2 separate regions of the Homo sapiens genome follow, and region 2 is linked to region 1. The links are chromatin contacts, found by Hi-C or POLR2A ChIA-PET in ENCODE. All regions are on one chromosome and are shown on one strand. Each heading gives the region's core, a stretch centred on a gene start or an enhancer-like site at or near the end of the contact. The rest is flanking DNA. Distances are from core to core; before and after follow the strand shown.

Region 1 (3,352 bases), core at 309-2,808:
GCAAAGACCCACAAGGGCCATCAGAGCAGGAGCCGGGGGTCTTGGATTCCGGTCTCAGAGATGGGAAAGCCTAATGCTCTGGGGCCAACAAGAGTCCTGGGGTCAGATGGACCTGTGCTCACACCCAGGCTCACAAACCCCTGTTGCATGATTGCGCCCATGTCATGCCCTCCCAGTGCCCCTCTCTTGTCATCTGTGAAATAACAGCCATGTCCTGTGGCTGCAAAAGGCTGAAGTGGGGTCATGCCTGTGAAGGCAGTGCTGGCACACAGGGAAAATTCGGGGCGACCACGTGTGGGGTTGCTGAGGTTCTGCCCCGTGTCCTCATATACAATGAGGGGTTCTGGAAACACCTCCTAAGACCTTCTCCAGCTTCCCAGGATACCCACCCATTATGCATCTGAACTGTGGGGTCTACACATTACCTGTTCCAATGGGAAAATCCATTTCACAAATCACAAAGCAAAATCCTGCTTCTGGGTGAAAAACGTTAAAGTAGTACAAAAACATAGTTGATTTTAGAAACAGAATGGATTCCTTTAAATTTGTAACTGAATATGACAGATTTTAAGAGGAAAATGATTTTAAAATTCCGCAGTCCCATTTCCCTGGATTCTGGGGTTTCAGAACTCCCGTGTGTTTTTAAGAAGCTGCCCTGCTCTCCGCATGCCTGGGAAAACTCCGGACAGAGCCCTGGTGCAGCCTCTGGCTCCTGTGGTGACTCTGCCCTGTGAGCTGTGTGGCCTGGGCAAGTCCCTGATCCATTCTGGGTCTCCCTTTCTTTTTTGTTTTTGTATTGTGGCTTTTTTTGTTTGTTTGTTTGTTTGTTTGGGGGCTTTTGCTCTGCCGCCCAGGCTGCAGTGCAGTGGAGCAATCTTAGCTCACTGCAGCCTGGACCTCCCAAGCTCAAGTGATCCTCCCATCCCAGCCTCCTGTGTAGCTGGGACCACAAGTGTGCACCACCATGGCTGGCTAATTTTTTTTTTTTTTTGGTACACATGGGGTCTCATGATGTTGCCCAGGCTAGGTCTCCTTTTTTTTTTAAATCTGTAAGTGAGGACTTGAATGCACCAAGGTTCAGGAGACCTTTCTTCTGCGTCTGTAGGAGCTCACTGTTCTCAGTGGGATCTGAGGACCCACAGCATCTGCATCACCCACAGACATGTAGAGTTCCAGGCCCTGCACCCCAGACCTGCTGGCTAAGAATCTGCATTTTACCCCCACGAACGCCCAGGTGATTCAGCAACAGGTTCCCACTGGGGGAGTCCTCTTCCCAAAACCCTACCCGGCACTCCTGCCCCACCTCCACAGCTGCTACCATGTGCGCTTACCAAAAAGCTTGTCCACAAAAGAACAGATGTCGCCTCTCCAAGCAGAGGCGTCCTTGCCTGCCCAGGTCTCCACAGGGGGCTGTCCTCATGAGACCCATGCCAGGAAGCCCCTGTCCTTAAGAACTGCCCATGCCAAGCCCAGACCCCTCACCTGTGAAGCCGCTGGCCTGGCTTGGGCCCACAGCACTGACCAGAGCCAGCAGTGCCAGCCCCGAGGTCCTGAGCATCGTCCGGCAGTGGTGGCAGTACAGGGCTCTGGGCCTCTACCAAGAAGCCTGGGTCTCTGCTACGCCAGGGCTCATAGGGGCCTGAGCTGCCTGGACCTGGAGAAACGGCCTTTCTGTCCCCTGTGCTGCTGCAGGTGGCAATGACTTCAGAGGAAGCACCGCTGGGAGCAGTCCCTTATGCCTGCTCGTTAACACCCACCATTGCCATGGCCGTTTCCCTGGGGGCTCCTGCGTGTCACAGCCTATTCTGCTCCAAGCAGATGGCATCTTTTAGGAAAGGTGAGTACCCAAAAGCCCAGACCGCATCGCTGGATCCCATCTCGTTGTTACGCAGAAAACACATTTGAGACTCATATCTGAGTCTCTCCATCAACACGGAGTATTCTCTTACCCTATCGTTCTGAACTGGCAGAAGAAAACAGCATCAAATCAAAGTGGAACATCACGTTCAGAAAAGCGTCCTTCACACGGTTCCACAATGCACTTCAAAAGTCACAAAAATGTCCAGGTGCTTTGACCCAGTCCTCTCCTCCCGGAGCTTGGGCTGAGAGCACGAAGCTGTGGTCACAGGGATGTGCATTACCTATTATGACTTAAAGTGGGAAATTACATAATTGGACAGCCACAGGAGAGTGGGAGAGTAATTATTACAGAGCATCTGGATGCAGCATTACACGGGCGTTGAAATGCTCACCATGAAGTTTTAGTAGCACAAACAAATACTTAACAATGTGAAGTCAAAACAGCAACGCATGCAATTTCATCTCCATGAAAGTGACAACTCTGTACAGTTATATAAGCATGGAGAAAACTCCAGAAAGGGCCCTGGGACAGGAAGAAAACATTTTGAGGAGTGATAAGAATACAGGTGATTAATGTTTTATTTCAGTAGTCATCATGGTATATGTGAAGTAGATTTCTAAATCTCATGTTAAGTTCTTTCTAGCTCATGATGTTTTCATACTGCACCGTTGATTGCCTCTCACTTCTTAGTGTTGACTGCTGAAGCCCAATTTTTAACATTGGATGAAGAAGATCTTGTTGATTTTACTGAGGAAACATTCAGATGAATTAACAAAGATTCACGTTGGCTGCATGGTTCGGGAGCATAATTCCCTGGTGTTCTAGATACAAAACGATTCCTCCAGAAGGGACCTTCTCGCCTAACTCCCGCACCAACGTTGCTACCTCTTTTATTCTCTGTAGATTAATCTCTGAGATGATGAACTGCTGCATTTGCTTGGCTAATGACTAAATGTCAGATGCCATGACAAGAATACAAAAAGGAGGCTGGAAATGATCTCACAGCAAAGGGGCTGCGTACAACGGGTGTCCTTGGAACACAGCAGCTTTTATAGAAAACCAAAAGCTTCACACAGAATTGGCTCATTAAAAAACGTTTTCATACGAAAAGAATAAATGTTAAAGCTATTATATAATACTCAAGGAAGTGAAATTTTATTAACACTAAAAGAATAAAAAGTATTATGATTTAAGTAAATCTGAACATTTTAAAATGCAAGATGAATTTGTATTATCTTGTATATATCATCTCAAAATGTTTGCTACTATAATGTATGAATGTCTATAAAATATCAAGGTAAATCAGGGATAATATTACAGGTTAAAACTCAAAATTCGTCTGGTGCACTGTTGTCTCTCATCTTCACGATTGCCCTATGAAATAGGTCCTTTGTCCCTATTATATAGGTGAGAAAACAGGTTCAGAAAGGCCACACAGCCAGTAAACAAGAGATTAAACCCAGGCTTGTCTAAGCCTCAAGCCGCAGTTCT
Region 2 (3,352 bases), core at 241-2,740, 440 kb before region 1:
TCTATTCATTGTTGAAAATGGGGTACTGAAGTACCCTGCTATTACTGTATTGCTATTTCTCTCTTGAGTTCCGTTAATATATATTTAGGTACTCTGATGTTGGGTGCATATACATTTATAATTGTTATATCCTCTTGATGAATTTATCTCTTTATCATGATATAGTGACTTTGTCTCTTATGAAGTTTTTGACTTAAAGTCTGTTTTGTCTGATATAAGTATCTTTTTTGCTCTCTATTTGGTAACCATTTGCATGGAATATCTTTTCCCATGCCTTTACTTTCAGCCTATGTGTATCCTTAAAGCTGAGTCTCCTGCAGGCAGCACCTAGATTTTTTTTTTTTAATATCCATTCAGCCACTTCTATCTTTTGATTGCAGAATTTAATCCATTTACATTAATTATTGATAAGGACTTACTACTGCCATTTAAAAAATTGCTTTCTGGCGGTTTGTAGTTCCTTTGTTGCTTTGTTACTCCCTTACTATCTTCCTTTCTAATGTGATGATTTTTGTAATGGTATGCTTTGATTCCTTTCTCTTTACATTTTGTATATCTGCTGCAGGTTTTTGTTTTGTGGTCACTATGATGCTTATATAATACATTTTAGGCCAGGCGCTATGGCTCTCGCCTGTAATCCCAGCACTTTGGGAGGCTGAGACGGGCAGATCATGCAGTCAGGAGATCGAGACTATCCTGGCCAACATGGTGAAACCCCATCTCTACTAAAATACAAAAAATTAGCTGGGCGTGGTAGTGTGTGCCTGTAGTCCCAGCTACTCAGGAGGCTGAGGCAGGGGAATTGCTTGAACCCAGGAGGCAGAGGTTGCAGTGAGCTGAGATCGCATCACTGCACTCCAGTAATAAAACATTAGCTGCCTACAGAAATCCTACACTTTAATTTTTCCCCACCTCAACTTGTATGCCATCAACTTAAGGAGCAGACATTCTCCCAGAGAAGGCCAAGGCAAAGCCAGTGACAGGCCTTGACTGACAGGGAACTGAGGTTTCCCTGAAGGGGGCTTTGAAGATACTGGGCTTCAGAGCTCAAGAAAATACCTCATGCTTAGAAAGCATTAGAGCATTAAACACTATTAGAGAGAAAGAAAAGGGAAAATCAGAACCTGATTACTTAACATGGAGAAAAGAAACTCATTTTATCTCCACTGATCAAAAAGCAAGAATTCTAATGGTATGGTGCACTGACTGGCGAGGAAGGGTGATTTATATTCAGTTACTAGTGTTGTTGATAAGAAATACAATGAAAAGCCTCTGATTATTAAGCATGCTCTGTATTCCAGGCATTGTGCTCGGCCTACGGATATAAAACTGACAAGAGTCCACACACTGAAGAACTATAACCCAATCCAGCAAACATAATTAGGTGTGAAGGAGTAGGCGTTCCCAGTCCTACAGGAGCCCAGTGAGGAGACTGGCCACGGCCCCCTCCCCATGCCACACTTCCAGTTGCAGTACTTTTGACTCGCTTCCCAGTCGATTCACGTATGAAAGCTCTGTTTCCTCCAAAGAATTCTCCTCCTTGATCGTGAAGAACGGGCAGCGGCCATGAACAACAATGACTGAGTCACCGTGGGTGGGACAGACCTGTCTGTCCTACAGCATCAGGGGAAGTGGCAAGGGATGTAAGAGAACTAGATGTTGTCTCTAAAACCAGAGGTCCATAGAAAAGCTTTAAAATTGGACATAAAAATCATAGTTTACTCATATTATTTAGAAATATAGGGAACTACCAGAAGAAATGGGTAAAAGAGTAGAAAATGGTAGGGGAATGAGACAGAGGAGTTGAAGGGATAAAGCCAGGCCCGACTGTTTGTTGTTATATACCTTTAGTATCATTTGATTTTAAAACTATTGGCATGATATTTAAAGAAATATCAACATAAAGACAGAAGGCTGTGCTTAATTTAGGTAATGGCATTTTAGTGGTAGAATTTTAGACACTGTGATACTTGAATTAGAGACATATTGGAGGAGAGGAGCTTTCAAGTGTCCTGAAATAATAAGGGGACAAACACCCATTTATAAGGGTGGTTCTCTTTAAACTACCTGTATAAAATAGGCAAATTTTCTTGCTTCTAAGACCCCTTGGCAGTGTTTCCCAGCAGAGTAACTTTCTTGCTTTTCTTCTATATGTGTAGCAAGGGAAATAGTAACTGAGAGAGTGCTCACGGGTATTTGGGGAGTAAACTGGATTCTAACTGAAGTAGGACTTGATAAAGGCTTGAATCAGATTCAGGGACTCACATTTCTTTCAGTGAAGCATTCCTCTGTAGCTGAGCTCCACTCTGGGGCTAACTTGTTGCCTGAGCCCATCTGTTGTAAATTCCTCTTGAGTTTATGCCTATAGGTAGAATGAGGTCAGGTATGTGGAAATAGGAAACTGACCCATCAACTAAGGAGTCATTCTTGCAGTTGAGCTAGTGCAAATACATGAGATAAGCAAGTTGGAAAATTTTTATGGGGTCTGCAAAAAGACATACTCTTAGGCCAGGCACGGTGGCTCATGCCTGTAATCCCAGCACTCTGGGAGGCTGAGGCAGGTGGATCACCTGAGGTCAGGAATTCGAGACCAGCTTGGCCAACATGGTGAAACCCTGTCTCTACTAAAAATACAAAAATTAGCCAGGCATGGTGGCGGGCACCTGTAATCATAGCTACGGGGGAGGCTGCGGCAGAAGAATTGCTTGAACCCGGGAGGCAGAGTTTGCAGTGAGCTGAGATTGCGCCATTGCACTCCAGCCTGGGCAACAGAGCGAGACTCCGCCTCAAAAAAAAAAAAAAAAAAAAAAAAGAGCGTACTCTTCAGTCCAGTTATAGTTTGGTAAACTGTGTGGCTTAAATCAAGGGGCTGTTCTTTAAAGTTCCCTCTGGGCCAGCATTTGATGATTTATGGACATGGTACTTTTCTTCTAAACAAACACTGTCTGATGGGAGAATGAAATTACTCATATCCTCTTTATCAAACTGATATTGTTTGGGTATTTGTCCCCTCCAAATCTCATGTTGAAACTTGACCCCCACTGTTGGAGGTGGGACCTAGTGGGAGGTGTCTGGGTCATCGGGGGAGATCTCTCAGGAATGGTTTGGTGCTATCCTCTCAGTAGTAAGTGAGTTCTCACTGTATCAGTCCCTGTGAGCACTGATTAGAAGGAGCCTGGCACCTCCCTCCATGCTCTCTCTCTTCCTTCCCCTCTCACTATGTGAGGCCTGCTCCACTTCACCTTTCATCAGGAATGGAAGCTTCCTGAGGCCTTCGTAAGAAGTACGTGCTGGTGCCATGCTTCTTGTTCAGCATGCAGAACCATGAACTAAATAAACCTCTTTTCTTTAT

Evidence for each region. A loop is a pair of places that touch in the nucleus more often than their neighbours do. ChIA-PET counts read pairs that join two places held with the same protein, here RNA polymerase II (POLR2A). Pooled maps may share reads with other maps.
Region 2: a map with no recorded cell type shows a loop between it and region 1 (2.1-fold over the local background). The contact joins the enhancer-like site here to the promoter of UMODL1 in region 1. A Hi-C loop is called at or near these places in 1 of 168 maps with a recorded cell type or tissue (naive thymus-derived CD4-positive, alpha-beta T cell), 4 of 37 single-sample maps with no recorded cell type and 10 of 50 pooled maps. POLR2A ChIA-PET finds 5 or more read pairs at or near these places in 1 of 52 experiments (Panc1).

The regions. Positions count from the first base shown.
Region 1 is chr21:42,069,523-42,072,874 of GRCh38, reverse strand. UMODL1 (uromodulin like 1) reads right to left here and starts at 1,558. Exons shown (of 23, transcript NM_001004416.3): 1 at 1,483-1,558. The coding sequence starts at 1,558. RefSeq lists an enhancer at 1-371.
Region 2 is chr21:42,507,583-42,510,934 of GRCh38, reverse strand. It overlaps a transcript of SLC37A1 not described here. Among named protein-coding and RNA genes, the nearest start is that of SLC37A1, 4.6 kb to the left of the region's middle. Within about 2 kb of position 1,490, at least 3 of the 41 ENCODE cell types and tissues checked have a DNase peak (open chromatin) inside an H3K27ac peak, as active enhancers do.